2 separate regions of the Homo sapiens genome follow, and region 1 is linked to region 2. The links are chromatin loops, found by intact Hi-C in ENCODE. Cell type or tissue: Caco-2. All regions are shown on one strand. Links, peaks and the distances in the headings refer to the core of each region. The heading gives the core; the rest is flanking DNA.

The links. Hi-C counts contacts between places; a loop is a spot of excess contacts. Peaks named below come from ENCODE experiments on the same cell type or tissue, not always from the same donor. Only the 100,000 strongest peaks of a DNase experiment are listed, where the experiment ranks them.
Region 1: a loop joins it to region 2, with 2.1 times the contacts of the local background. A loop is called at or near these places in 16 of 110 quality-filtered maps.

The regions. Positions count from the first base shown.
Region 1 is chr4:83,820,445-83,836,998 of GRCh38, reverse strand. No RefSeq gene overlaps it. Among named protein-coding and RNA genes, the nearest start is that of GPAT3, 290 kb to the right of the region's middle. In Caco-2, for the core only: no CTCF peak of the experiment used is centred there; a DNase peak (open chromatin) is centred at 6,658.
Region 2 is chr4:83,775,196-83,791,749 of GRCh38, reverse strand. No RefSeq gene overlaps it. Among named protein-coding and RNA genes, the nearest start is that of GPAT3, 250 kb to the right of the region's middle. RefSeq lists enhancers at 9,872-10,590, 11,638-12,892. In Caco-2, for the core only: no CTCF peak of the experiment used is centred there; no DNase peak of the experiment used is centred there.

The DNA of each region.
Region 1 (16,554 bases), core at 3,535-11,534, 46 kb before region 2:
ATACTAACTAGCCATTAAAAGTCTAAGAATATTTTAAAATACAGGAATATAATACATTATAAAGTTAAATGAAACAAGTAGAAATTCAAATACACATATAGTTTAATTTCTATTTTATTTACTATATATATACACATAGGGAAACACGTATTTATACACTTTAAGCAGATCTACGTATACATAGAAAAGGGGCTGGGAGGAAATATAAGAAAACATTTACATCGATTAACTGTTTAGTGGCAATATTATAGAAAATATTATTTTCTTTGTCATATTTTTTATATTTTATAAATTTTCTAGAACCAGAAAAGAATTAATGTTTTTACATAAATCCCATCAACAAAAAATATCTATGAACAGAATTTTAATTGTTTGTTGACTCACAATGCTCTAGGAATTTATGTATTATCTTACTTGTGTATTTTATGAATCAGAAAGTTGACACTTAAAAAGATTAAATAACTTATCCAAGGGCATACATTTGGTTGAGTTGTAAGAGTCAGATTCAAACCATATCTGTCTGATATCAAAATCTATGAACTCACTACAGAAGCTTTTTGTTTTTGCTTTTACAGCATATATTTCCATTCATAATAATAATCATAAAACTAATATCTGTTAAAACAAGTTAACTAATACTAACTTATAAAAGAAAAAGTCAAGCAGAGTTGTTTTTAGGGTAAAAAATTAGAAATAATCTGAAATCCAATAAAAATAGTATATTAATTGATGCATACCTATATGCTATTAAACAGACATTAAAAACACTATTTGAGATAATTATCTGATGAGGGAAAATACTTATGAAATGTAAAGGAAATTAAAGGCAATATAAAAATATTCAACATCATACAGTTCAATTCCAACAAGGCAAAAAACATAATCCAGGAATTTTTAAAAAGTAGATAGAAATACACTAACCCATTAGTAATTATATTTCATTGATAGGATAATGAGGGATTTCTTTTTGCTGTTGTGTATTTTTTACACTTTCTGAAATGAGCGTATATATTATACTGGTAAAAGGCTAGACTACTTGGATTTGGGTTTTTTTGTTTGTTTGTTTGTTTGTTTTGAGACGGAATCTGTCTCTGTCGCCCAGGCTCGAGTGCAGTGGCGTGATCTTGGCTCACTGCAAGCTCCGCCTCCCGGGTTCACGCCATTCTCCTGCCTCAGCTTCCCGAGTAGCTGGGACTACAGGCGCCCGCCACCACGCCCGGCTAATTTTTTTGTATTTTTAGTAGAGTCGGGGTTTCACCGTGTTAGCCAGGATGGTCTCGATCTCCTGACCTCGTGATCCGCCCGCCTCGGCCTCCTAAAGTGCTGGGATTACAGGCCTGAGCCACCACACCTGGCCTGGACTACCTGTATTTGAATTGCAGTTCTACACTTACTAGTTGCATGAAATTGGGCAAATTTCTTAACTTCTCTGTGATTCAAATGTATCACTCCGTAAAACGACAGTAACAATAGAATCACTCTCATAGGATTAAGTGAATTAATATAAATAAACTAGTTAGAACAGTTCCTAGCACATAATAAGCACTCTATAACTGCTAGATATTATTATTCCATCTTTAATGGAAAAAAATCAACTTGTTTAAGAAGAGAAAAGCGTGACTATATTGAAACATAATTCAAGAATTCCTTTTTTATTCTCTATATTTTATGGACATTAAAATAGCTGATATGTGGATAAAAATGTTGCTTCTTTGGATTCTGCTTACAAAATAGACACTTGAAGCTTTTTAAATGGTTCTTTTCCTTTTTCCATTTCAAATCCAGCTATTCAGCACATTCTGTTGATAACTACTTTTATATTTGGAAGCCCAGTTTTACTTAGGGACAAGATTAACACCTAGTAGGGCTGGTTTAAAAAAAACAGTAATAGATAATGATAGATAATACACAACATTCCCAGAAGCCAAAATAAGAGTCATGAGCTCTACATGTCAACATGGTAGATGTGTTTTCCTCCTTGCCAGTATCGATCCCTGCTTCCTCAATCTCAGTGATTGGTCCCATCTCCCTTCCCAACCCTTGTGAAGGATGGCAACATTTTCGAAGTCTGTTCAATGACATTTCTACCTAGGACTTCTACAGGAACTATTGGTAGAGCAGTATTTGCTTCCCACTGTTAGGGTTAAATTCTGGGGTTGCTATTAGGCATTTTTTGTCACTACCCTGGGAAAGACTGCCTGAGAATGAAGTCTAATAAAGAAGTCAGCCAAAAGATGAAGACCATATCTTGTCAGCATCACTGCCAAGATGCATCTGTGGCTAAAGCCAAATGTACCTGTGGACATCCAAATTACTTAAGCCAATTAATTCCCTTTTATGCTTTAACTAATTGGAATGCGTTTGTCACTAATGACCAAAAAGGTCCTTATTAATGCATTAGTGATTTCCCATTTAATATTCAAAATAACACTATGAAGTAATACTATTGTCACATCTATGCATTAACAAATTAATGCATAAATTATACAAAGGTCATATAATTTACCTAAAAACTGGTAACCAGGAACTGGTAGAACCAAGATTTGCTCTCAGGCTGTCTAGGCAGTCCAGTCCAGCTCATAGCGATTTCCTTCTTTGTGACCTTACTATACTCTGCACATTCTTCTATCAGTCCCCCTGTAAGCTTTTATTAGTTTTTCTCTGTCTCTTCCTGTTACTCTGGGAGCCTGTCCTCTTATCGTCAATGGGAAAGATGCTGAATAAATGTTTGTCAAATACACTAGCCTCTGCCCAACCAACTTTAGTTGGGAATTTTCATCCTTGTTAAAAGAAAGTATTTCTTGGCTCATGGACCTCACACACAGATTCAAACTAGCTAGACTTCTCCTGAAATTTTCAAGGCACATGTTAAGGTCTGTGTTTAGTTATAGTGTTGACCTGTGACATCATCAAAACTACTACAAATAGAGCTAAGTCAATAGAATCTTTGAAAGCGTAAGATCCTTTTTATATTTAGTAACACCCTAGCCATTCCAAATGTAACCCACCTTTTAGTTACATAGAATGTGCAAGTGTCACAATTGTTTAGGTGTCATAACACCAATGAATTTTATATCATATTAAAGTAAAGCCCTTTCATTCAAAATTGACCAAAGTAGAGTCAATTTAACATTTTTTCAAGGCACTACTCTCTCTCTCTTTTTCTCCTTTCTCTCTGTTTCTCTCCCCTCCGCCACCCCGCTCCTTTCTCTACCTTCCTCCCTCAAAATGTGACCTTATTTGGAAGTAGAGTCTTTGCAGATGTAATTAGTTGAGGCAAAAAAAGAGGTCATTCTGGAGTAGTATGGGGCTCTAATCCAGTATGATTTGTGTCCTCATAAGAAGAGACACAGACACAGGGAGAATGACATGTGAGGACAGAGGCAGAGATTGGAGTGAGGCATCTAGAGGCCAAGGAATGATAGGGATTAGCTGCAACACCAGAGTTCAAAGAAAGGCATAGAACAGATTCTCCCCAAGAGCCTTCAGAGAGGGCCTTGCCAACAACTTGCCTTTAGACTTGTAGCATTCAGAACTGTGGGAGAATGAATTTCTGTTGTTTTAAACCATCTGGTTCATGATATTTTGTTACAGCAGACTTAGGAAACTAATACAGTACCCATGGGCAATAAATAATATACCTAACTCACAGAGCCATTAAAGAGATTAAATGAAATAAAATATACAAAGAGTTTAGCAGTGCTGGCACGTAGCAAATATTCAAAGAATGATAGTTATTATCATCAATCCTTTTTTTTTTTTGAGATGGAGTCTTTCTCTGTCGCCCAGGCTGGAGTGCAGTGGCACGATCTCAGCTCACTGCAAGCTCTGCCTCCCTGGTTCATGCCATTCTCCTGCCTCAGCCTCCCGAGTAGCTGGGACTACAGGCGCCCGCCACCACACCCAGGTCATTTTTTGTTTTTGTATTTTTAGTAGAGACGGGGTTTCCCTGTGTTAGCCAGGCTGGTCTCAATCTCCTGACCTTGTGATCCGCCCGCCTCGGCCTCCCAAAGTGCTGGGATTACAGACGTGAGCCACCACGCCCGACCCATCAATACATATTTTTTAAAATTTTATACCATAAATTATAACAGAAATTAATATAACTCTCCCAGAAAGAAACAATATGTCCCTACTCCTGAGCTTTTAATTTAAAAGGATGGAACACCTTACATCTCCCTACTCAGGGGCCTCCTCCAGTAATGGTAACTGAGCAGCATGCTGAGGATACAGAAGTTCTGGCCTAGCCATTAAAACTCAGCCTTTGAGGAACTCTAGTTGACACCACTTCCATTTCTTTGTCTGGAAGCGGAAGACAGACCTAGTCAATAGGCATCCCTCACACCCCCAAAAAAGGAACCATCAATCTCAGCCTAGGTGACTGTCACATTGAACATTTTCAGGCAGCTTTTTCAACCTTGGAGGTTTGGGCAACCTGCCAGTAATGAAGATGTATTAATGCTTAATGCAGCTTAATGTAATAGGTGTCATGTTCATAATTTACAGAAGCTCTTTCTAAAGCATTAAATTCATTTATACTCCTTAAAAGCTACTCAATCGTGGGGGCTAAGTTAGTTTGGTAGGGCTTCTTTTTTAGGATCAAATGATATATAAATTGTTAACATATCCAAACTCATCCATTAGTGCATGTGAAAGCAATAAATGTGCCAAAGTAGCAATAACGTGATCGAGGAAAGTCATTGTGGTCATTAGGGCTGAAAGGGTTTCATTTATGGCCCTGAGAAAGAGAATGAAGGCTGTAAAATAGACCCAGGAGGTCCCACTGACCAGAAGTCCTGACTTATTGTGCTCAAATAAAAATAAAACAAAATGTACATTTTAGGTTTTCAAAAGTGACAATGGATTGTGCCCTCTATTTTGTAGTGAGTTGTCCCTCGTGCTTCCAACTACCATTTTGAAAAAAGAAAATGGAATGGATTGATGAGGCCTTCTCATCTCAACTGTCTGCTCATAGAATATTGATTGGCCTCTTGGTAAATAACTCTAAGCAAAACAGGGGGGCATGACTAATGAGAGCCCTTGCTTGTTGGACAGATCTGGGAGGTCAGTAATTGATGGAATTATAAATCCTAGCATGGCATTTCCAAAGTAGTCCCAGGATCAACATAGGAATGAGAAGAAGCCATAGCTTTGTATATCAGATTAGGGTAACCACTATCTATTACCCCATTATGATCTGCTGACAGCCACCATTACTCATGTCCCTGTGAGTCAAGTTCTCCACCCCTCCAAAAAAATATTGCAGAGTGCCAAGAAGCACTGCAAAAATAAAAGGTGGGAAACCAAGTTTAAAAATTTGTTAAAGTTATTCCAGCTAAGTTAGTGCAGGTCAGTCTTTGGTATAAGTAGAATCACTTGGGAGCTTTTAGAAACTAGCAAGATCTTGACCCACCCTAAACAATTAAATCTCTGGGGGTGGGGCTTGGCCACCAGTATTTTTAAAGTACTCCAGGGAATTCTCATGTGCAGCCAGAATTAAGAGCCATTAATTTAACTAATATTTAGGAGCAGCTACAAAAGCTTTAAGTAACCATGGTACAACATATTAGTCATGTCTTCTTACTTAGAGCTCTCCATGGAGCAATGTTTTACAAACATTTGGTGCTTGCCTAGGTATTCCCTTCAAGAGTTTAACAATTTGTTCAGGTCTCCTCACCTAGAGGCCTCTGAAATAAAAGGTAATCCTCCACCCAGAAGTCTCTTACGTGACTGAAAGCTAAAAAGTTCATTCTCTGTTAAAAAGTCAAGCTCTGTTGTTGATATCAGGGCACCTGCCTTCCTGGGTTTACAAAGCATTCTAGGTTCTGCAATGGCTCTGGCTATCACTCATCTGGACAAACAGCTGGACCAGTGATCACCAGAGATTCTACAGAGGGAAAATCCTGCTGAAGATGTCGCTATTGGCTCCTGTTTTGTCTATGAAAAGCCAAACTTTATCTTCATGGCAGAAGAGCTGAAATCAGGAGTCTCTGCTCAGCAGAGGCTGAGTCTAGGTGGGGCAAGGGGCAAATATGGGGGTTGGTGGGAGCACTAACTAAAATCCAGGCAGCACACTAGAGGATCAGGGAGTAAGTGTATCTAACAAGCTCTAATTAAGTCATGTCATGTAGCCAGATTCGACTTGGAGAAAGAAATGCCTACAGTAATTGCATTTAGTTCATCTTGTAGCATGCTCCCAATCATAACTGTTAATTCAATTGTATGTTCATTCTGCCAGCTCATTGCCATTAAGCACACATTTAATTACTTCAATAAAGGATTAATATGCAGCACACAAAAGGAGGGACAGAAGACTGTGCCAAAGCACACAGCTGCCCCAGCATTTAGCCCAGAGATAAAACAAGAATATCATTGGGCAGCATAATCCTGCTCCAAATACATCATTATTAGATGAACATTCCAGACTTTTATTTTCATGCTTGTTATGCACCATTCCACATGCATATATTTCTGTAGCACCAGAAAGAGCTGTAACAGGAACCTGACAGCTTTCCATTGTTGTCTCAATCACGCACCCACCACTCCCCCATCCCCTGTCTTCCTCCATGCTTGTAAGGTTGCGCTTATCTCATTTCCAGGCAAAGGCTTACAGTCCCTACATTACAACATCCTGAGATAAGGGCCCTCGCTTGACATTGTTCCTGCCAGTGCTGCAAACAAGTGACAAACCTGGCATGTATAAAAAGAGAGGGAGAACAACAAAGCCAGAGCTCCCTCCTCCTCGCCTCCTCCCAACTCCACCTCAAAGGACAGCCCATCAATTCTCCAGGATGTACACAATCATTATTGTAGGGGAAACAAAGGCCAGTGTCAATTGTGCAGTGTTATAAAGCAGTCCCTCAAATTAAAACCATGTACCTAACTGCATCTGATGGCAGAAGCTATTTAGCAGTGATATTTTACAGAAAGGCAATGAAAAGCAATAACTGCTTTATTTAATGTATCTGTTCAATCCAGCTGCCCTGGATAGGCCTTAATAGAAGCTGTCGATCAATGTCAGGCCCTTAGAAATAACTGCACCAGACTGCAATAAACATGAAGGAAAGATAACTAGAACTACTGATCAGCCTCTTGTTACCTTTCCTGCACCCAGAGATTTGTCATTTGTTTATACTGCTCATAATAGCTGGCTCGATGATTATCATCTTGCCCGCCTGGTATTGTGGTGGGCACATCAAGGCAGGGAGCCAGAGAGCAGAAGACGCAAGCTTGGAAGAGGAGGGAGGAGGAAGAAATATGAGATGTAAGACCAAAAGGTGAGGAATAAGAAAAGAAAGTTTGTTCAGGACATGAGAGGTTAAATCTTATAAAGTGTGCATGCTGGCTGCCTTGTTAAAATATTAACATCACTTATACTTTCTTTGCCATCTCTTGACGGACCTTCCCTTAAGATTAATGGAATAAGGCATGAATTTGTAGTTTCAGTGTCTTGTCCAGCAAATCCTAGCGCTATCAGGAAGACACTAACAAGGCCTATAACCAAGATAGCCCATACTCAACCATGACTTAATTTGCCTTCTCTGCACATCCACTCTGAATGTTCCCCCATGCTCCAGTCTCAGCCTTCTCCAATTCATTTTAATTTCTATCCCTGTACAAGCTCATCCTCTCTTATCATTACCATCTGTAACAGGGGTTAGCCATCTACAACCCATGGACCAATCTAGCCAGCAGCCTGTTTTTATAAATAAAGTTTTATTGGAACACAGCCACACCCAAGCATTTAGGTTTTGTCTATGACTGCTATGGCATTAAGATAGCAATTAAGTAGTTGAGACAGATACTATGTTGTCCCCAAAGCCTAATGTATTTACTATCCGGCCCTTTACAGAAAATGTTTCTCAATCTCTGATCTGTTTATATCATTTCAAAATGTGTATTTCAGCCCAGATCTCTCTACTCATCTCTAGATCTGTGTTTCCATCTGCCCCTTGGTCTCCACCTCCTGGATCCCTCCATCGGGCTGTCTCCATGCAGTGTATATGTAACATGTCCAAAACCTAATTCATTTTATAGTTTCTCCAGTTTTGTATCTCCAGTCATGGCCTCACCATCTGTTTTAACAATACAGACCAAAAAAAAAAAAAGCTATTTTTTTTAGCATTCTTTATTTAGCAACTATTTATTTAGCATTAAGTACCTCCCAGGCATCATTCCAAGTACTTTCCACGTGTTTATTCATTTAATCCTCACTAAACTCTGTAAGACAGAGTAGGTCCTATTATCATCCCCATAATCCCCATAAGGAAGCCAAGGCTTAGAAAAGATTCAAGACTTGCAAGGGTCACATACTTTGCAAATGACTACATGGGGATTTGAACCCAAGACTATCGGTCTCAAAAGCCCAAGATTTTCTTCATATCTATAATGCTTTTCTCATATTATAGAAATCTTTGATAGTTCCCTACTCCCTACTAAGGACCAATGTTAATTCATATGACATTCAAACTTTCAATTTTTCTTTTTACGTGTTCTTCTTCCATCACACACTATCTCATACCACTCTTGACATGTACTAGTCCATGAACATGTGATGTGATTATGGAGCTAATATGCCACTTCCCCTGGAAATTCTCCCTAATCCCCACACCCACTCTCACCTTCCTAGCAGAATTAATTGTCCTTTCCCTGGTGTCCTTATGTACTCTGGTCAAACTACAGGAAAACACTTATCAAACTGTGCTATATCTACACATTATATTATACCTCCTCAGATAGGTTCCAGACCTTTGAAATGAAAGATAATTTCTTAACACATATTTTCTAGTGCCTAGAACTTATATAAGTAATGAATAAATGTTAGTTTAAGGTTTCTTCCAGACTCACACCATTCCAATTCATTTTTTTTTATGGTTCCATAGTGAGCTTTCAGAAACACAATTTGGATCATGTGGTTTCTATTTAGATGGACTCATAGCTTCATCTTTATGTACAGGATTTCAAGGTCCAAACTCCTTTGCATGCTGTGAGGCTCACTACATAGGTCCACACCGCAACCTCATTTTCAGCCATCTTAATCCACCTCCTAATCTCATTTTCAACTTCTGTCTTTTCCACACCCCAGACACAGACTTAGCATCAGCCATACTGAACTACTGGGCCTCTGCACATGCTTCCCTGTCTTCCAGGACTCTTCCTCTCCCTGTGGTCCTCTTTGACAACCTCTGTTTCTTTTTCATGACCCAGGTCAAATGTCTTCTACTCCATGAAACCTTCCTCACCAGAGGAAAGTTGACCTCCTTTATTTTGGGTCTCCATGTAATAATGATAGTAGTATTATTACAGTGTAGCCATCTGTGTTGTGTACTTTAGATAGGTTAGATTGTTTAATCTCCACAAAAAGAGGTCAGTACTATTATTCCCATTTTTCTGGCTGTAGGTATACATGTCTTCTAAGAAAGACTTGCTCTACCTTCTCTGCCTAGACACCCAGAATTTATTTTATTCTAGATGAAGAGAAATCTCGATTATCTCACTCTACCTGATTGACTCTCTGAATTCCTCTTCTGGGAGACCGTGGGTGAAATACAACATGTAAGCACAGCAATATGTGGCAGTCATTATAAGCACTAGAACCTTGTCACAGTGAACGAGTGATCGTTGCCCCATATTGGTCTTTCTGTTGAAAACAAGTGAAACAGAGCAGCAGACTTTTAAAGGATCTCTTTCCAAATGGAGACTGAAACTGTAGGGTGCTTTGGTTAGTTGGAAGCTTTATTTGTACTTTGACTTTGGTTTGGAAGGACAACATTTTGAAGATTTTCTTATCAGTAGTTAGTCAATGATTACTAAGGTAATTGGGTTCTCTGATGTGATGGATTGAAGTGCCCAAGAAGATGTCACTCTCAAATGTAATCTCTGTGAGTCTTAAGCACCACCTTTCTTGGTCCAAAGAAAGGCAAACTGAGACACAAGAGAAGAGAAAAATACTATGCACATTATAAAAATCTTCCATTTGTAAACTTAATAGGACAAATTGAGTTTTGAGAAAATACTTCCATAACTAAGGCATCTGGCATAATGAAAAAAAAATAGAATTTAGATAGCCTTGTTGATTTATTGTTGCTTAACAGTTAAAAGGAAATTGTTGAGATTCCTGTCTTATTTTGAAGAAATTAGCAGCTTCTTTCATCAGCAAATGTATATTTTTTGTTTATGAGAAGCATATAAAGACATTATTGATAGCACTATGAAAATTATATGCTAAAAAATTACAACAGCCCAAACTCCTACAGCCTTAAAGAAATTGAGGCATATCTAACAGGAATTGGTGCTCAAGGTTTTTTTAAGCTCACTTGCCTCACATTCATCTTCCATTATTTTTAGTTGGTCCCTATGGGAATCTATGATGGAGCTTGGAGAATGTTTCCTTATGTTCTTTTAATTTCAAGAGCACTTGCTATTTTTTTTTTAAGTTCTGTTATGGGCTGCCTGTTTGTGTCCCCCAGAATTTCATGTATAGGTACACTAAACCCCGGTGGGATTGTATTTGGAAGTGAGGCCTTTGGGAAGTAAGTAGGTTTAGATGAGGTCATGAGGATGTTGTCCCAGTGATGGGATTCATGCCTTTATAAAAAGATGAAGGTTGAATTTTATCGAAGGCCTTTTCTGCATCTATTGAGATAAACATGTGGTTTTTGTCATTGGTTCTGATCATACAATGGATTACGTTTATTGGTTTGTGTATGTTGAACCAGCCTTGCATCCCAGGGATGAAGCCAACTTGATCGTGGTGTATAAGCTTTTTCATACGCTGCTGAATTCAATTTGCCAGTATTTTATTGAAGATTTTCACATGGATGTTCATGAGAGATATTGGTCTGAAGTTTTCTTTTTTTGTTGTGTCTCTGCCGGGTTTTGGTATTGGGATGATGCTGGACTCATAAAATGAATTAGGGAGGAGTCCCTCTTTTTTAAGGCACTTATACACCATGGAATACTATGCAGTCATAAAAAAGAATGAGATCATGTTCTTTGCAGGGACATGGATAAAGCTGGAAGCCATCATTCTCAGCAAAACTAACAAAGGAACAGAAAACCAAACTCCCCATGTTCTCATTCATAAGTGGGAGTTGAACAATAAGAACACATGGACACAAGGAGGGAAACATCACACACCAGGACCTGTTGGGGGATGGGGGCAAAGGGAGGAAGATCATTAGGACAAACACCTAATGCATGCGGGGCCTAAAACCTAGATGATGGGTTGATAGGTGCAGCAAACCACCATGGCCCATGTATACCTATGTAACAAACCTGCACATTCTGCACATGTATCACAAAACTTAAAGTAAAATGAAAGATAAATAAAAAATAAATAAATTGTTTAAAAAAGATGAAGGGACCAAAGCCATCTAGTCTGCGGTATTCTGTTATAGCAGCCTGAGCTGACTAAGATAAGTCCCAATAAGTTTTTCCCCCAAAAAAGTATTAATGCTTTTTGGAAATTACTTATTTTATCAGATAAGAAAATACCATTTTGATGGGAAAATATCTAACATTATTTTAGGCCAAATATTAAACTAATTCAAATTTGCCCTCTCTAACCTTTTTTTAGATTTGCCCTACAGGCTGCCCCTGAAACTTTGAATACTGCAAATGAATTTAAGAGCACAACATAGCCATTTCTCCACTGGTTGGCAACCCAACATCTCCCACAATCCCCAGATGTCCCAGCCTGACTTATTGACCATGTAACACAGTTCTGACCAACAACATATAAACTTGAGTTTGTTAGGTGGGACTTCTAGGACAGCTAGAATCTATCTCCTGATTTTTAAAAATAGAAATGAGGGGATGAATTCAGTTGACATAGCCCTTAACTTCTTCCTCCTTCCTCAACTTTCTGACCGGAATGCAGATGTTTGGTCTGGAGGTGCAGCATCTACCTCGTAACCACGAGGCAACAAGCTGGAGGACAAAAACATACACAGAAGGGATGACAGAGCAAAATATGGAAAAGGCTTAGTACTTGATGGCATCACTGAAGTATCATACTAGCCATAAGCAACCTACCCCAGAACTTCTTATTGTGTAAAATAAACAAACCCCATATCTTTAAGCCACTGGTAGATTTTCTGTTGCTATCAGCCAACTGCATTGCTGATGCTAACATAACCCGACGAAAGTAAAAACAGGAAGGAGGGGATGGTGTGAAGAATAAAGTCATATTTTTTTTAGAATTACGAGCCAAGCAAAACAAAGTAGGAGAGTCAACCAAAGTTTTCAAGATATCAAAACCCAGCATTATGTGGTAGAACATGGTCGAAGCCTAGCCACAGATAGAAATGTACACCTTTTGTTGAGAATGATGGTTTCCAGCTTCATCCATGTCCCTGCAAAAGACATGAGCTCATCCTTGTTTATGTCTGCATCGTATTCCATGGTGTATATGTGTCACATTTTCGTTATCCAGTCTATCATTGATGGGCATTTGGGTTGGTTCCAAGTCTTTGCTATTGTGAACAGTGCTGCAATAAACATACATGTGCATGTGTCTTTATAGTAGAATGATTTATATTCCATTGGGTATATACCCAGGAATGGGATTGCTGGGTCAAATGGTATTCCTGGTTCTAGATCCTTGAGGAATTGCCACACTGTCTTCCACAATGGTTGAACTAATTTACACTCCCACCAACAGTGTAAAAGTGTTCCTATTTCTCCACATCCTCTCCAGCATCTGTTGTTTCCTGACTTTTTAATCATCACTAATCTGACTGGCGTGAGATGGTATCTCATTGTGGTTTTGATTTGCATTTCTCTAATGGCCAGTAATGATGAGCTTATTTTCATGTTTCTTGGCCGCATAAATGTCTTCTTTTGAGAAGTGTCTGTTTATATCCTTTGCCTACTTTTTGATGGGGTTGTTTTTTCTCGTAAATTTGTTCCTTGTAGATTCTGGATATTGGCCCTCTGTCAGATGGATAGATTGCAAAAATTTTCTCCCATTCTGTAGGTTGCCTGTTCCCTCTGACGGTAGTTTCTTTTGCTTGCAGAAGCTCTTTAGTTTAATTAGATCCCATTTGTCAATTTTGGCTTTTGTTGCCATTGCTTTTCATGTTTTAGTCATGAAGTCTTTGCCCATCCCTTTGTCCTGGATGGTATTGCCTAAGTTTTCTTCTGTGGTTTGTATAGTTTTAGGTCTTACATTTAAGTCTTTAATCCATCTTGAGTTAATTTTTGTATAAGGTGTAAGGAAGGGATCAAGTGTCAGTTTTCTGTGTCTGGCTAGCCAGTTTTCCCAACACCACTTATTAAATAGGGAAGCCTTTCCCCATTGTTTGTTCGTGTTAGGTTTGTCATAGATCACAGGAACAGAAAACCAAACACCGCATGTTCTCACTCATAAGTGGGAGTCGAGCAATGAGAACACATGGACCCAGGGAGGGGAACATCACACACTGGGGCCTGTTTGCGGGTGGGGGAGCTAGGGGAGGGGTAGCATTAGAAGAAATACCTAATGTAGATGACGAGTTGATGGGTGCAGCAAACTACCATGGCACGTGCATACCTATGTAACAAACCTGCACGTTCTGCACATGTATCCAGAAGTTAAAGTATAATAAAATAAATAAAATAAAATAAATACAGCAAAAGTTTAAAAAGCAGATTCTAGAGTCCTACCCTAAAATAAAATAAAAGAAAAAAAAAAGAAATGTTCACCTTTTCAGCTAACAGCAGTATTGAGGAGTTCTCAAAGTGAAGGACTGAAGGGGTTCTTGAGACAAGTCACTCAGAGCAATAAGCCTCTGTTGCATCGTTTTGAAATGGAACATTTATAGCACATTTTAAGTCAATACCTATGTGGTTTAGGTTACAGGAGGGCAAAGAGGTGAAAACTTGCAGGTAGAGAAGTTAAGGCTTCTTAAGACCTGATTCTATTTATTTAGTTTTAGTCTTGCCTGAGGTGGGGTGGGGAGCTGGAGAGATGCAGGGTGCTAATTGTTTGCTATTTATTTAAAGTCCATCTATTCAGAGGGAATATTCCTTAAGGTCAAAGATTGAATCTTCTAATCAAAACTAGTGCCTGACACACAGTGGGGATAAATGCTCATTGAATAAATGAATAAATGCCATTTCTATATAATTCACCTGTTGCATTTTTTTCAGGCTTAAATTCTCTTTAAAAAAATGATTCATACGGTAAAAAAAATTAATTTCTGATTTTTTTCTTCTTGATATTGCTTGACCTTTCCTCATAAAAACACTATTTATCTCTTAACATAGCTCCAGTTTCATTCCCACCATAAGGGTCTGTGAGGAATCTATTGCTGTAAATGGAATAAATGAAGACAGCAAGAGTTCTGTGTCCTTATATTCATCTCCCGGGAGCCTCTACTACATTTCTGTTGCTTCTCTACCTTCTGAGAGTAAATGGAACAAAAATCTAACACTGTATTTAATGAGAAAATAATTGACTATTTCCTTTACAACACAGTTAGAGCCAAAAACATCCATGGGGATCAGTTTCCAACATTTTCACACAGAATTGCACAAATTCCAGTGATGATAATATAAAACTTAATTCGGATTCCATTTGTTTTTCACTTGCCAGGGGGAGATTTGAAACAATGGGTAATCCCACAGTTCTCTTTTTTATAGAAAATTTAAATAAACAGCTTTCTATTTACGGAGTGAGGAAAGCTCTGCCTGACAATTATCAAGCAAGCAAGGCTGAAATACCGCACCACAGAGCTCATCCATCTATGGTGTTTTTTCACATGGCTGTGGCACTGAATGATGGCAGCAAAGCCATGCTGGGAACTTGAACGCCTTTTACCCAGCATGGTGGCATTGAGGTTGTTTTAGGCCTTGAGAATAATAATGACTTAAGTTGTTATAGTACCTTTTAAGTCAAAAGATGTTTAAGTGATTTTCCCTACCCACCAGGTTTAAACCTTCGTTTGCTCTCGCATTTTTAAAGCATTGCAGCATGAATCTGAGACCACAAGCACAAGTGGTGCAAGTGGCTCAGAGAGACGAAGAGTTTGGGAGGCAGAGTGAAGAGCCCACAATAAAACTGATAGCAATGGATGGAGTCACATATATTTGATGGAGTCACATGTATTTGACATAAGGGAAACAGCCTCTGGGGTGCACTCAGAGGTAATCACCAGTGTTCATTAAAAGAGAAGGTGGAATTTAGCAGACTTCTAGTGTGAATCCATCCCAAATTGGCACCATTTAAACCCTCTGCATGAACACCACTCAGAACTTAATCTTCCTCCTCAGCATGAAGCTTCATTCTGCACCTTTCTCCCAGGCTGAGACTCCAGGGCCTGCTGCTTTCCTGGGAGAGCAACAGGAAAGAGTTGATGGCTGAGTAAAGTTGCAGGGCCATTAGTGACAAGGCAGGCCATGACCCCATATCCTGCCATCCCTGCTGCTCCATTACTACAGTGGCTCTCAATTCATAGGAATAAAATAAAGGAAGAGAAGGGCCAATTTAACACAGCAGCAAACTGTTTTTTTTTCTAAGCAGTCAACCATTTTGTCAGTAGGAAATAGTTGTCTTCACAGATGTCAAGCAGTTAATCACCCCCAAAACCCCAAGAAGAAAAAAGGGATGCAGGTGCTGACATCTCAAGGTCTTGAACACCAAGTTTATCTATTCTTAAAGTGAGTTGCAATTGATTTCTCATCTGTAAAATACCTACAGTGTTGCTGTGAATTTAAATGACTTGATTTATGAAAAAAATAGAAACAAAACTCACATATAGTTAAGTACTCAGTACTTATTCAGTCAATCCAATGTCAATTTTTGAGAACAGAACAAGCACTGAAGAGTCAGCATGGAACCAGGTGGTTCGAAAAAACTACATATTAATTACTAACATATAGGAAAAGTTTGCAACAAGTTTTGTTTGTTTGCTTCTACTTTTAGATTCAAATTTTCTATCACTTAGAAAAATAGTCACAAGGCTAATTTAGATCTCTGAAGGAACAAATTGTAAAAATTTTTCTTAAAATGTTTTTACATAAATTTTAAAAATTGGAAGCAATGTCTTTCTATTATATACCATAAAAACCTATATTAGTCAGTGAAGTCACCAAATTCAATTTTGTTACTACTCAAAATATTAATTTTTAAAAAGTAAATGACAAAATGGTTTTAGCTTCATTGTCAATAGTGAACTCCTCTGATAACTTTTTTAAATTACCTACTTGTATTTTAACACTTGCATGGAAAGTTTTAAGGTATTCAGTAGCTTGATAAAATCAAGCAAATTGTTACCAATGGAATAAATTTCTTCATCATACTCAGATTCAGTCTTCGGTAATTTAATTCAAATTTTAAAATTAACATTAAATAAAGTGCATCAAGATTCTCAGATGAACAGTTTGATTAGTCTGTATCTAAGTGTTCTGGTTAGTCTAAATAAAGATCAATGTGCTAGAAAATTACAGGAGAAATAAAAAATGAATGACCTGCCATAATTTGATTAGTAAAATTGAAACATGTATTTTTTATGTAAATTCAAGATGCACAATGTCTTGTTTCTTTCCTCTTCTTAGAATCAATGAAGAAAT
Region 2 (16,554 bases), core at 4,580-12,579:
ATAAAACCAAAACTGTATTTTATCAGGAGGATCAAGATGCAGGGAGAAGTGCCCTGTTTTCTTCTGTCATTCATTCAACATGTATTTATTAGGTACAGTATAAAGAGCTGTGCTGGGTACATTAAAGTACAGCAATGAATGACACACAAGCCTTAATGTTCCAATGAGAGGAAAAGGCAAGAAAACAGATTATGAATGAAAGGGACAGGAAAGGATCTACTGCCATAGGAACACAAGGGAGCAACGTCTGCTTTGGTATAAGGGCGGTCTTCACATAGGAAATGATGTCTAGGTTGCTGTTTGAAGGACAAGAAAGAATTATTCAGACACCTAGTGAAAGTATGTGAAGAGCACGGGTGGAGAGAGAATGAAATAGGAAATGAATGAAAGGTATAGGAACAAGGGCCACAACTCAAAAGTTCTTGGAATACAGGTTAACGACTTCTGACCTTGATTGAAGGCAATGAGGGGATGTGTTTGATAGATGAAAAAAAAAAAAAAAAAACCACATACTCTATTCTACTATGTTTGTGTGGTTGCCAATAACAGTGACTTTAAAGCAAATTACCTTTTCCTAAGCTGCACATGGCCAATGTATCTGGGATCCATTCTCTTTTTCTTGTTTTTCTTTCTCCTATTCTTCCTGAAGAGGGCATGAAGCATGACGCCACAATGATAGATGAATGAGCAAACAAGGAGTTCTTAAGAAACGCTTTCTGGTAGTGTTAATTAGGAACATAAACTATTATAATGCTTCTTTCATGATACCAATATAAAATTTCACGTCAAAAATCATTACATCCGTGTATGTATATAATATTGAAGGAAAGATGGACACGTGGGAATATGTGAGAAGAGTGAATAATAATTCAAGAAGCAAAATCCCAGAATGTACTGAGAATTTTCAAGTATGTCATAGAAGACAAAGAGGCTGTTTTAGTTTTGGAAGGCATAGATATGATTTTTAGCATCAATGTAATAATATTGACTGATGACAAACAGAAAGCAGAGTTACTCAATTTTTATTTTGCTTTTATCTTCTATGTCAAGGAGAATAATTGATTGGGAAAAGTAGAGCAAATATTGGAATGAGAGAATTGAAGGCCATGACAAATGGCGAGAACAACAGACAGCCTTGTTCTAAATGTGCTCAAGTTTCTGTCAGCCATTATTAGAGGCCTCTGAGAAACTGTGTGGAAAATAGGCACAGTGCTGGATGGTGAGGAAAGTATGATATCTCAACTTTCAAAAAGGGAAGGGCAGCAGGTGCCCCAAACCATACATCAGGAGTTAACAACTCTGCCTGTGTGTCTCTGGCCCCACCCCGCTCTATGGAATCATGAGCTCCAAGGCTGAAATGCAAGCATCTAGATTTCTTAAAACTTTTCACGGGTAATTCTGATGCAAAGCCAGAGCTGAAACTCTGCTGTAAATCTATAAGCTTGAAGTCAACTTCAGCCAAATTTTAGAACTTATTATTGTTTGTTGGAGACATCAGTTTGTGAGCACATAAAGAGGAAACATGATTGTTAAGAGTCAACATGAGTTTATGAATAGCAACCCATTCCAGACAAATTTCATTTTAATTTTAATTGTGAGGAGTTTGTATATTAGCATCTTCCAAACCTCTTACACAGAACACTAGTTCTATCAGACATTAATAGCTATTGTGAGAACAAAGTATACCATGTTAAATAACTTTGGGAGTTTCTGACTTTAACAAAATTAAACTGATTTATTTGTTAGGTATTCTTGGATTCTTTAATAAGATAATACGTATTGGCCTCTTGGATGGATTTAATATGGAGTTTTTCCCAGATGCTTTTTTTTTTTTTTTTTGAGACAGAGTCTGGCTCTTTACCCAGGCTGCAGTGCAGTGGCATGATCTTGACTCACTGCAACCTCTGCCTCCCAGATTCAAGCAATTCTCATGCCTCAGCCACCCAGATAGCTGGTATTACAGGCATGTGCCACCAGGCCTGGCTAATTTTTGTATTTTTAGTGGAGACGGGGTTTCACCATGTCGGCCAGGCTGGTCTCAAACTCCTGACCTCAAGTTATCTGCCCTGCTCAGCCTCCCAAATTGCTGGGATTACACAGCACCTGGCCTACCCAGCCTCTTTCCTAGGACCAGTGTCTTTTGGAACATCTACTACAAAAAAGATTATTTTGGTTAAACCAATGCATTTGACAAAGCATTTCATGCAATTTTTGCAAGAAATATAGATAAATATTGGCTATTAGTTGTATATATAGTTTATATTTTGTAGAATGACAGTACTATTTATGTAGGGTTGTATATATCATGCATATCAAGTTTTCAAAGTTTCAGAGTTGGAATATAGAGAGAAAAAGTAGGATGTTGAATGACAGGGTTATGATTTGAAATCACTGCATCTAAACAGAATGAGCAACATATAATTAGATGAAATCCAATAGTGAAAAACTATTGTACAAATCTCAGCCCATGAGAAAAAGAATCAGTTGTATTGACTATAAACTCAATATAAGTTAACAAAAAATGTAAACAAAGCATTAGTATACATTAAGAAAAACTGTTCATTAAAATAAGTTTATATTTTAAACTTATTTTAATGCTGATTATTACCAAAATCAGACCAGAAGTAATGTGTTTAACATTGCCACCCTTGAAAGTAGACATCATTTACCAAGAATTCACCTAGAGAGGAGCACACCAGAATGACTGGAATCTCAAATGCAGTAAACATGAAGAAGAGTTGCAAGAATGAAGATAAAAAAGAAAAGAGTGGGTATTGCGAGTTCATGATAACTATGTTTAAATAAAAAGAGAAATTGATCCATTTGCCATTGGACATTTTTAATACTGATGAGTAGTTAATAAGTAGTATTTGCACTCAGCACAAGAAGAAATGGATAACGGTTAACCTGTCCAAAAATTTAGTAAGTTTCTTCTCCACTAAAAGTGTTTAAGCAGGGGCTGGTATACCACTTACCAAAAATGTTAGAAAATGTTGCACTATATTTTCTCAGTTTTCTCATCTGCAACAAGAAGAATTTGAACTATAAAATTATTTCCTTTCAGTAATATAATTTTGGTCCTATCAATGTTAATGAGGAATTTCTTTATCTGTGATCTGAACATCACAGTTTGCTATTTCCTTCATTCACAAGCCCTTATAAAATGCTTACTATACACCAGGTACTGTGATAATCACTGGGCATCATGAAAGAATAAGACATGCCTCCTGATCATGTAATTATAATCGAATCATTTTAAAAGAGTGATGAGAACTCAAAAGAAAGAGGGGTTTTTAATCGATCATTTCATTGAAGACTCGATTATTGTAAATAGGTTAGAACGGCTTTTTAAAGAAGGCATTTGCACCAGACCTTTTATTAATCAATGTATGTTACTTGCTTTCTAAAACTTGACATAAAGTTGTTTTCTTACATCAATTAAGACTTAATACTTCATAAGCCTTGACACTTTAATTTCTACTATTTTTTGGCTAATATCTTTCATCTCTCTCTCCCTTTCTCTTCATGTTTACCTATTTGCCTTTGACAAACCTATTAAATTTGCCTTTTTTCCACTCCCCTTTCCTATCACTAGCTTCACTAGATATTTGCCTGGATTCTTTTAACAGGCTCCTCACCACTTTTTCCCATTCCCAAGACAATACTTCCTTCCACTCCCCAGCTCCCACCCCCATGTCTCATCATAAATGGCCATCATGAATATCATGCCAGACTCATCCTTTTAAAGTTCTTCTATTCCCCTTTCAAGTCAATTGTGATTAATCTCTCTTTTCTAACAGATCAAATAAATCCCCCTTCTTGGGTTTCACGTTTGATTATATTAGGTTACTCTTTATTTTTCACTCTCCCTCAATACCTATCTTCCAAGTCAGCTCTTTGCTGTCTCTTTCATGAACAATATTCACTCCAATTCACAAAATTTTGTTCCTATTCTCCTTACCTGGAATAGTTTATTCTCCATCCTTCCCCAGTTCTTCCTCACAAGATTCTAGCCGCATTTTAAAATATAGCTTAAATACTACCTCCTTCTCTAGACTCTCATGATGTGAAGTAGTTCACTAGTGAAATCTCACTTGATAGTTTCATATATATTAGTTATATCTTCCCTGAGTTATAAACTTCTTGAGAACAAGAGTACTTTCTGTAACCCCAGGAGAGTCTTATGCCCATAACAAGCATGAATAAATACTTCTTGGCTAATCGTTTTTATTTTGAGAACAACCACCACCAAATGAAAAAAAAAATCTATCACATCTCATGCTTGACTAAAGAATGGACTAGTGGAGTAATTGTACAGGGTAACATCCTATAAGATGTATTGAATTATCACTGGGGTATCAGAGACATTTGTGGAGATATGACAAAGAGGAAATAATGAACTTAGTACAACTCTTCTCGGGAAGAATATTTTATGTCCTTGGAAGAAATGCTGATTAAACCCTCCACAGGGCATCCTTGTCCTTGGGACATGAGACGGGCCTACACTTCCTTCCAAGGTCTCAAAGTCAAGTGACCAGCCAGGCTACAGCAGTTAGAGAAGCCACCAGCAGTCCCCTCTGTCTTTCCACATATGCTCAGGGCTCAGCTTCTCTCTAAAGAAATGTTAAAAATTATTTTACAACTATCAGTTCCCAGGCACATGAACGTTTTAGCCTTCTCTGGGCATTCAAATGTCACCATCTTTTATTAATCAACTCCACAGAGAACTTGAAGTGAGGTTACCTCTTGCCTACCCTCAAACCTATCCCCATGTACAACTTATACAATGTGCTTTTGCATACAATTCATTGAAAAGAGTCCCCAAATATTTCTAGAAACTATGGTAGAGAGAAGAGAGGAGTTGTTGGCAGAGGATCCAGGCTGATGATGTGAACTCAAATCTAGTCTACTTGCACTGCCCTGGAGCATCTTAATTTTCTCGTCTGCCAAATGGGGTGTTTGTTAGCTCCAGAATGTGTATGGAAGGCCTTTGCAAACCTAAAGCACTTATTAATCTGTTTACAGGCAAAGTCAACAAGCATGGGCACTCTGTGGGTGGCCCTTTAGCTCTCGCTAAAAATTCCTTGTCAAAGGGACTGCTTTTGCTCTCTAGAAACTGAGTTATGATTGGATAATTTCTCTCCAATAAAGTACATTTTATGTGTTAATCACATTAGGTTGTTATAACCATTGTCTATTTTCAACTGTAATACCTCTAACTAAGAAATAATGGTGGTAGATTGACCAGTAGATAACCCTTCTTCATTATGAGTAACATCAGAGAGTATATCTTTCACACATTTTTGCTTTATTCAACAATTTTTTGGTATGAGTGACCTTATTCTTTTAATGTTAGGCAGAATTAATTAAAGACACCGTTATTTAATGCTGCAACACGTTTTGCTTAAAAAAATGTATCACTCACCAGTTCATGTTTCATGAATACAATTATCTCTTTTTTGCAGTTGTCATTGTTCCATATTCTTTCTTTATGAGCCACTATTTTTTAAATATAAATTTTAACCTACTGTATAAATGTGAACAGCTGTTGGGCTTGTAGTCCAGAAAGGACTATTCACATCTTCCAGCCAAATTGCAAGTGTCGTGACTGGAAAAGCTATTACTTTTGAGCTCATTATAGTGAAAAGAAAGAAGGTTTTACTCTTAGCAGATGTAAGTTTTGTAGATAAGCCAGGGTTTCATGGCTGGTTGAAATTGTGCAACAACAAACAATTTCAGTTCTATGACCCTCAGAATATTCCATCAACACATGCTGTTGTGGGCTTTTCTACTTCCATTTAGAGGTTTTTTAGTAGAAAAGTTAAGATTATAAATTTTGAAGTCAGGCAGAAGTGAATTCAAATCCTGCCTTCACTTAATTACCTGCTGCGTGACTTTGGACATGTCTGTTAAAGGTCCCACGTTTCGGTTTTCCCACCTGTAAAATGGGAATAATAATTAGCCCATAGACCCTGTTTTGATAAAAAGATTACCAGAATGCCTGGCACATAGTAACTACTCAATAAATGTCCAATTATAGTGTTACTATTTTTAGCTTTTTGTAGGTACCTTCCCTAACTTCCAGTTTTCTTTCTGTAAATGATATGTTTCCATATGGCTCTATATGGGCTATGTTTAAAGCCCATGACAAACATTCCTTTTGGCACCATGTCCATCCTTGGACATCTCTTCTGGAAATCTAGTGTTGGGCCACAGTCAGCTGGAGCAAATGCCATGGTATTTGGGGGGTTTAAAAAAGGACAATACTCAAAAGAAATTAGGAAAAGCTCTGCTAGGTATTCAGTCAAAAAGACAGCAGACCCAACCTATGTAGACCTTTCTCCTTATCTCTCAAAGAGTGATTTTATAATCTCTTAACAGTCTTCATTCATTTGTCCATATTGTAGGATGTGTCCAGTTTAGACATTTTGTTATTTATCTTGTCCAGTAATGTGAAGTGAAGATGAACACAGGCAAAGATTTAAACAATAAAAATAAGAATGCTTGGGTCTACCTGAATATTTTTCCAGAATGTCTGAAACAAATCAAGATATAATATGAGCACCACAGAAAACCTAAAATCACTCTCCAAATGGATGCTGAGGTTGGGTTTGCAAGCTTCCCTCACATGTGTTTCCTACTAACATTGCTAGTTACAAGGTGTGGGTTGTTAGGATAATGGAGGCAAAGACTGAAAGTGCGATATGGAGAAAAGCATGGTCTATGTAAACCCTATCAGAATTTCCTCCTCAGAGCTGGGTTTGAGATGTGAATTGCCTGCTTCATGGTACCAATGGCATCAAGAGGCCTATAAAGTGTCCTAATATATCAGTCAGCCTTGTCTCAGTCATTTCTAGATTATTTTCTTACCCTAAGGAGAGTACAGTCAACAAAATGGACCTCAGAAACAGTAACAATTTCCACTGACAACTGGAGAGAGGGCTGAGGGAGGAAAATGGAACACGGGTGTTTATCGTTCACCCTGTGAACAGAGCCACAGACTGTATTTTTTAAGAAGACACATCAAAAGAAGCTCCGTTGGCTGGACTTTGACTCATTCCTTGATTTGGTTTGTTCCTATACCACACTTTGGCACTCAACTTCTTTCCTGGCTCTCCTTCTTCTTGGACTTCTCTACATCTCCTTTTGTGATTCTGCTCCTCAGCATCGTCACTGTCCTCCAAAGCCCAACATCTTCTTGTCACTGACTTTCAAAGATCTCATCTACCCTCACTACTTCAGACCTCACTCTCTCTAAAGCTTCTTTATATGTCCACATCTGCCCAGTGAGCAAGTCCACTTGGATATATTCCCTAAGCATGTAACTTTGGGTAGTAAAATTAAACATATTAAACATATCCATGTCTTTTCAAACCTGACTCCTCCTACTTCTCTATTCCTGTTCTTCTAAAAATCCTTTTCAAAATCTGGGCATCTCTTGTTTCCTATCCTTTCTTCCTCAATCTCTCAAAATTCCTGGAAGCACCATGAATTACCAGTTATTATTTTGTAATAATTATTTAACTTCTCTCTCCCTTATTTTTATCACCATTATTCTTGTCCAGACCTATGTCCATTCATGGTATGTGAAGCAGTTAGTTGTTTTTCACATACTTTCTGTGGCTCTGTTTTATTTGCCTCCAATCCCTCACAAACTATCCAATCTTTCCAGCTATCGATGTGTAATTTCACTGCTAAAAGTGCCATACAAATAAACCTTTGAAATATTCCATACACCTGACTCCATTCTTTAAGATTCAGTAGAGACTAGGTGGCCTTGGACTATGGCTTTCAACATTTTTTTACCAGCAGAATTTCATTTTGCTCTTTCATGGATGGCTCCTGCCCAAAGCACTGAAATAGAAAGGTCTAAGTGTATCAAAAAGAAAATTGCATGAAAACTTTAAATTGGAGGAGTCAAGTGACAGCTGTAGTCTTATCAAATTCAGCATCTGAATTTATTTGTTGCACTTCACTGAGAACAAAAATGCTGATTCACACTGATCAGAAGCTGCAAAAGGCATACATTTTATATTAGCTCTCTGTTGTAGTTTGTATATTTGTCCCTTCCAAATCTCATGTTGAAATGTGACCCCAATGTTGGAGGTGGGAACAAATGGGAGGTGTTTGGGTCATGGGGGCAGATCCCTTATGAATGCATGGTGCCCTCCTTGCAGTAATGAAGGAGTTCTCACTCCATTAGCTGCCACAAGATCTGATTGTTAAAAAGAGCGTGGCACCTCCCCTGTCTCTCTCTTTCTCCTTGTCTCACCATGTGACATGCCTACTCCCCTTTGGCCCTCTGCCATGAGTAAAAGCTTCTTAAGGCCTCATCAGGAGCCAAGCAGATACTGGTGCCATGCTAGTATGGCCTGCAGAGCCATGAGTCAAATAAACCTCTTTTCCTTATAGATTACCCAGCCTCAGCTATTCCTTTATAGCAATGCAAAGTAGACTACCACACTATCTTAGCAAGTTCATATCACTTTCAGAATACAGACAAAATAACAGCAGAAGTTATATCCTAGGCCTGAACTAAATTAGTAAATTGGTGTCACAAGAGAGAATATAGAAGTGATATTTATTGTGTTATAAGGTGGCAAATACCAAATTTGGGTGTGTACTTTATGTTACAGGTTTTTGTAATGATTCAAATAGATTTTAAAATAAAATTCCATTCAGAATGTCTGAAGTGCTTGTACCCAAGAGTTTTATTAAACAGTGTTTGAAAACCATTCCTTTAGAGAACACTATTTTCTAACCTATTGTTCTTTTTTATCTCTAGCTAAGCAGGACCTTTCCCAACCATCTCCAATGTACCTTTTCAATCTTATCTCCACGAGTCCTCTGTCCACGCCCACATGCCTAAACAAAGGGCCATGCCCTGCTTCTCCTCCCTCCATGCCTCAGAAAACATCAATTCCCACTAACTCCAAAACGTCTTCCCTAACCACTCCAGTCCGCGGTAATCTCTACCTCATCTAAATTCCTGCAGCGTTAGTCAATCACAACCCTCAGACAAATAACTCTATGTGCCTATCACTGGGCTACACAAATGTTAGGTAGCCAAGAAAGGAGGAAGGGAGGAAAAGAGTAAGGGAAACTTCTCTGTGAATCATTGAGAAGAAGAGGGTAGAGGATGAAGTCACAGTAAATGTGTTGACATGAGGGATGTTTTAGTGTAAGAATAATTGGGATTGGAAGAAGAGGGATGAACATGTGGCTGAGCTGCTAGGTTAGATTCCCCCATTCTAGCCCCCCATTTGGGACCTAACGACTCTATAAATGTGTCATTTATTATTAAAATTCTGATATACTAAAAAGTTACTGATCTATTAAAAAGTGAAAGAATGATTGTTTCATATTAATCCATAAATTGCTTTACTCCACCAAAGGATACTGAAATATTTTACTGAAAACACTACTGATTTATCTTAGTTTTTGTATAATAATTTCACATTTAATTTAAATGCAGATGTTAAGCTTTTTCATTGTCATATAGTATTATTTTGTCTGGACACAGAGCAGTAAGGATACTGCTTAGAAATGCCTTCTTTTTTTTTTTTTTTTGAGACGGAGTCTCACCCTGTCACCCAGGCTGGAGTGCAATGGTGCAATCTCGGCTCACTGCAACCTCCGCCTCCCAGGTTCAAGTGATTCAAGTGATTCTTCTGCCTCAGCTGAGTAGCTGGGATTACAGGCATGCACACCATCATGCCCGGCTAATTTTTGTATTTTTAGTAGAGACAGGGTTTCACCATGTTGTTCAGGCTGCTCTCAACTCCTGACATCGTGATCCGCCTGCCTCGGCCTTCCAAAGTGCTGGGATTACAGGCTAATAATGCCTTCTATGTGCTTTTCATATAATAATTCAAACAAATTGACATAGCAATCCTATAAGACAGATATTCTTAGGCCCATTGTACAGACTTAATTGAGGCTTAAGGACATCTAGTCACTTGTTCTAGATCATATAATAAATTATGGCAAAGTCAGCATTCAAAACCATGGGAACCTTGCAACTTCTGCATTGGAATCAGCTTGAGTATTTACTAAACTGCAGATTACTGAGCCCCGCTATGGATTTACAAAAGAACCTCTGGGGAGTGAGTGTAGGAGTCTGTGTTTCTTAGCACTCCAGATCCTGTGGAGACACTTTAATGTTTAATAACCCCTCATTTAACTGACAATGAGTTCTAAAACATTGCCATGTTTAGAGGATGGTGGAAATGGATATAACCATTACTGGTTCCTTAACTTGAGGAAGTCAAGGAATTTTGAGGCAAGGTGTTTAGGCAACTACAACACAGAGGCTGAGTAGTAAAGTATGCTGAGTTGCTTGAGTTTTGTAATTAGATTATAGGTACAACCATCCAACTCTAAGTTTCCAGTAGAAAGTTGCTGCTTTCTCAACTGTAAAATAAGGAAATTGCCTTGGATAATCTCTAAGTTTCCTCCCACACATTACTTGATTTCATGATTCCTAGTTTCTTATGCTGATTTCCAGCTTCTACTTTGCTAAATATCCAGGACAATGGAAGGAAAAGGACTACATATTGATGATCTTTTCTTATGTTATTCAACTTATTTAACAGCCTCCCTTAAATGCTTCACTAGGAACAAAACAGCCTCTCTTGCCTCCTTCAGTATTTACCAAATAGAGAAGAAATGGAAAATGAGAAAAAAAGAAGATTAAAGAAGAAAAAATGACTAGCAAACAGAGGTTTTACCATCTGCTATATTTCATTTTGGTGCATTTATATTTCTGCTGCTAAGCTCAGAAGTCTTTGGGGAATGTGTATATTTTGGACAAATTTTATAATAAAGACTGTAAATAAATCCTAAATGCTGCTAGACCTGGAAGTAGATCATTAAACTTTTATAGAATCGACATAAGCTTGGGATCTGACAAATCTCATTTTAAATGCTGAATATAGCAGCTTCCCAGCAAAGCACAAAGCTGATAGTATACATTTAATCTCTATTAAGGTCTTGCAAACAATACATTTTTAAATAATATTTAAATTCATTGTCACCTTTTTTTGCAAACAAATTACCAGAATTTAAGGTATAGGATTTCAAATTTTGACATGATGCATAAATACAAAGAATATACAAATAACAGGATTCTCTGAATACAGCCAACGTAATAACAAAACTGAATTCCCAAGAGACACCTAGTGTTTTATTTGTGCAAACACCAGCAATCTAACTGGATGGCCAGATTGACACCTGCCACACCCCTTCTCTTTCTCCCTTGGGCAAGGAATGTTCATTCTTTTCCTAAAAGATCATCTCTTCCAATAAGTGTGCTCTTCTTTCTTTGTGTCCTGCCCTCAGTGACACCTCATCCTGTGAAAAATGACTTACAGGTTTTTCATCTTTTGAAACCATTATCACTGACCAGCAGTCCCTGTAGACAGAAGATGGATTGGATTATGAATCCCAACCCTGCTGCAAAACCTATTACTAAAGGAGCCCACCTCACACTCTGCTTCCTTTTCCCACCCCAACTGCTAAGCTCTCGGGCTGGTTAGACAAAAGCTTTGGAACTTGCGTAGCGTACCACAGTCTACTTAGTGTGCAAGACTAAGCCACACTTCCAAGTTCTGCCCCAACCATTCTGCTTGGGAAATTGCCAGAGATGCTTCTTGCACTAACCAGGCCTCTTTGCTATGGAGCTGGGTGTACCAAAATCAAGCATCTGTTGGGTTGATTTGGGTGGTCTTGTCCAGAAACACAAAGGTCTGGAGTCAGAAGTGAAGCAGTTAAAGCAGCCGAGGCATGTTTACTAAGCCATTTGAAGTTGATAGCCCACACGGCCTGGCTTTTTTCTCTATCTTCGTAAACCGCAGTGAATTGATGGAATGACCCGGACTTGATCTTCAGGGCAATATGTCTGATGGCACCGCTGGATTGATAAATTGATTCAAAACTATTACCATGGTGAAAAAGCAATAAGGTCATAAAAATTGCATCAGCTGGCTAAGTAAATCCTGGCATTTCATGACAAGTAATGCAGAAGAATCGCAAGAGGATCTGGGCATGAGGCTGAATGAGTGAGGGAGAAATGACTTTGAAGAGCTCATCATCTCCGATCTATTCTTCCTGCCAGCGATTCATGCCTTCGCATAGTGCCACTTCATTATGGGGAAATAACTGTACACTTCTAGCATATTCCTGGCCTCCCTGGCGGCCCCTGGAGGACCCTTAGCTGGTTAATACCTCATCACGGGCTTCATTGAACACTTTAATCTGCACTTGTGTGATCAATAGAATCCTGGTGTAAATTAAAAGGACAATTTCATGTAATCAAGCCTGTTAATGCTCATTTTGAAAACCATTATTTGTGGAAGGCATTTAGAAGAAAATTACAAAGTGACAGGCTGATGCACTCTGAGATGATTTGAAAGCAGGCCTTTTTTGTGTGACTGTATACCTGCCTTGGGAGCAGGACAGGAGTGAGCATTAGTGAATGCATGGGGGGAAGGGAGGGGAAATGGAGCCAGGAAAGAAGAGAGGAGCATTCCAGCAGGAATATGTGTATGCCCTGCCTGCTTGCTTGCCTTCATGCAGGGAAGAAGAAAATGAAATTTTCCAGTGTTCTATTTCTGTGGCAAATTCAATTACTGTGGGGACTTGTTCAAAGCGGTGTAACTTCCAAGAGGCAGAAATTGAAAACCTTGCAGCTAATGAAATGGCAAATGACTAGGAAGTTCAGACGGGGGCCGTCAGTCAGATCAAACACCTGAAGAAAAATAGCAGCTATCCCCAATGCCTTCTTCAAGCCACTCTCTCATCTTCAGGAGAGAAGAGACCTCTTTCCCCCAACATTTTATCAAGCTGGAATAATATGTTAACAGTCACAAGCTTCCAAAGGCCCCTGTACTACAACACAGCGATGGTGCATGAAGCATGAAATGCAAAATAAAACCCACATGTTGTTTCTCTCCAATTCTGGGATGCATTTTGCATATGACTATGTAATATTTAATTAGATGATTTGCCCTCAAATGTATTTTTTAAGTCTTTGGTAGCTTTTAAAGACTTTCAAAGTCTTTTAATAGCTATATGCACTCACAGACATAATATATGGCAGTATATGACTTGGAAAGATTTTTAAGAATGCTAAAATGGAGCCTCCACTCCTAAAGATTCTTTCCTATTGGTCTCAAGTGGAATCTAGACTTTATACTTTTGAGAAACTCTCCAGGTGATTCTAATTCCCAAGTACTTTATGAGAAGTACTGGACTGTCCCGTGAGCATAAATGCACTAAGTTTTGCCATGGGTACCAGTAACCATACATTCAATAGTTTTTTTTTACATTATTGAAACTTGCATGCCAGTGATATGACCCAGGTAGCATTACATCCCAGCAATACCAGAGATATGAAATTACAAGACCCAAGAAAAAGTGGCTTGTAGGCATGACAAACTGAAATCTAATTGAAATCACTTACCCAGAGCCGGCCATTGCTGGGGCATCACTCATCCAGGCTCAAGAGTATGAAAATTCAATGTCTGTTCTATTCCTTCCTCCATGCTCATCAGAACATTCCAAAAAGGAAAACCATTTCCATTTGTCATGTGACAAGCATTTCCAGTCAACTCTTATTAAGCTGATATTGGCTTATTCAAAATAAGATGCACTTCAGACGACCATTCTCTGGGCAACTAAATTTCCTATAGCTCTTTATTAAAATTGTCAGATAATCTGAGCATAGTTTATTCAAAATATGCTTGCTTTTATTTGATTTTATCAATACTTGCATGTCAAATAAGCATTTTAATGCATTGAGCTATAAATAATGTTTCCCCTTCTCTCTCCAAAAATGACAAAATGCCATCCTCCCTTCCCTTGTTCTGATACACTGGGGCTGACTTGGTTCTTTCTGATTCCTTTTCAGGATGCTCCTCCACCCCTATCTTCACCCAGTCACTTTAAATCATGCTTAATTTGATCTCTTAGAGCTGGGTCAGGCTTAACATTTTCTTGCAAGAGCTAACTACATCCATGTGAATTTGATTTCTCTATGATTTATATTCAACCATTATTTGGGGCCTTAATATTATTTCAGATATATCCAGTATTTTTAATGACTTCTAAAAACATGAATAATTGAATGTGAGGTTTTTCTTCTTTGAACTTTTTGTAAGTTAGATTCTGAAACTCTGACTTCATGAAATGTTCAATAAGACCTCAATATTCAGAGGAAGAGTATCTTCAAGTGCTTTGTTTATCTCCTAAACCTCAGGTGACACTCACTATGGCAGAGTGACTGGGTCTACTCCCTTTTAGATCTAATGACTTACGTAGGTAAGATGGCAGTAACTAAGCAGGAAAGTTGAATTTCTATCCTGAGGTCTACCTCACTTTCAAAATATCAGAATTTGCAAAAAGTTTCAAAGTGGATAATAAAGAGAATGAAGAAAACTAAATCCATCAATGAAATACATAAGGCGGCTACTACATAAACCCCTTATTAAAGTGTCTGTCCAGGCTCAAGAGGCTCAACTAAGGTTTAAGATGTTTGGCGTTCAGGGGAAAAGAAAGTTGGGTCTTTTAGAAACCAGTAGTCGTGAATAAAGTTAAAACTTCACTTCTACGGCCGGGCACGGTGGCTCACGCCTATAATCCCAGCACTTTGGGAGGCCGAGGCGGGAGGATCACAAGGTCAGGAGATCGAGAACATCTTGGCCAACATGGTGAAACCCCGTCTCTACTAAAAATACAAAAATTAGCTGGGCATGGTGGCAGGTGCCTTTACTCCCAGCTACTTGGGAGGATGAGGCAGGAGAATCGCTTGAACCCAGGAGGTGGAGGTTGCAGTGAGCCGAGATCGCGCCACTCATTGCATTCCATCCTGGCGACAGAGAGAGACTCCATCTCAAAAACAAACAAACAAAACTTCACTGCTAGAAAGTGACAGGCTGACTAACACTTCTTTCAAAAACTAACTTAGTTTTTAAACTAAAAACTAAGTTATTGATTTAAAACTAGTTTTAAAATTTAGTTTTTTGGCAGATTTAGCACACACACAAAAGAAAAACCTTAAGCTAAATAAGTGTTAGCTAGGAAAGAGGAATTGAGATGACTGAGGATCTAAAACCATGTTTCTCAACAGGTTTTTTAGAGCTGAAAAGAGAAGCTCTGAGGACCCAGGCACATGAATACCTCACAGGTTTTCTCTTTTAAAGTTAGCCACAAGGAAAAGGATGTGCTGGGAATTTTTGGTGCTGAAAACAATTGGATGGGTCTTAAGTATGTAAAACGAAAAGAAATTGTAGGAGTCCGGAACTCCTCCTCCGGATCTAAAGAGAGAGGAGAACTATAGATAATGTTGTTTCAAAGAAAATTAGTTGTGCGAGAAAGAGATATTAAATGTTTCATTCCAAAAGCCTACATTAAAGAGTAGTGTCTCTAACACCGCCACCAGACAGTCTCATATGCTGTTTCCTCTTCCTGTAACAATCTTTGGCCACTACTCCCACTGCCACTCATCTCCAGCGTCTCCTTCACGGCTCTTCTCAAACATAAAACTTCCTCCAGGAAACTGTCCTTTACAATCCCCTTCACGGGTTCAGGAAGCTCACACGGCACCCCGTGCCTGGCTAGCATTACACTCATTCCACTGACTCCAATCCCAGTTGATTTGCCTCCTCATAGATGATAAATAGTGAGCGCTTGGACTGGCTCTGATTTACACCCCGTGGAGCCCAACACAGTGCCTGACACAAGGCAGGGCCTCTCCAAATTTTTGTTGAATGAATGAAGTCTTCCAGAAGTCAGAATATGTACACAGGTCCAAGGTCTATACACCTACTTCCTAAGAGTTCTATGAGAGCATATTAAAGATTTAATGACAGCCAGAGGCAGTGGTGTGCACCTGTGGTCTCAGCTATTCAGAAGGTCAAGGCAGGAGGATTGCTTGAAGCGGGGAGTTTGAGGCTGTAATGCACTAAGACTGTATGTCTGTGAGTAGTCACTGCCCTCTAGCCTGGGCAAAATAATCAGACGATCCCATCTGTAATTTTTTTTAAAAAAGAGGATTTATTGACAGAAGACATTACTCCACTTAGATGTTTATATTCAATTTACTCTGTCTCAATTATTAATTATATATTATTTGTATATATTACTTGTATATGATACTTGTATATATTATTTGTATATGATAGGTCAAAAAAGGCTATTATGTAATTAAAGCATCTGTTTTTCATTTTAAAAACATCCATAAGCCAGGCACAGTGGTTCACACCTATAATCCTAGCACTTTGGGAGGCCGAGGCAAGTGGATCCCTTGAGCCCAGGTGTTTGAGACCAGCCTGGACAACATAAAGAAACCCATCTCTACCAAAAAAAAAAAAAAAAAAACAAAAAAACAAAAAAACTTAGCCAGACATGCTGGCGTGCACCTATAGTCCCAGCCGCTCAGGAGGCTGAGGTGGGAGGATTGCTTGAGCCCAGGCAGTTGAGGCTGCATTAAGCCATGATCACCCCTACACTCCAGCCCTGCACAACACAGTGAGACCCCATTTCAAAAAAAAAAAC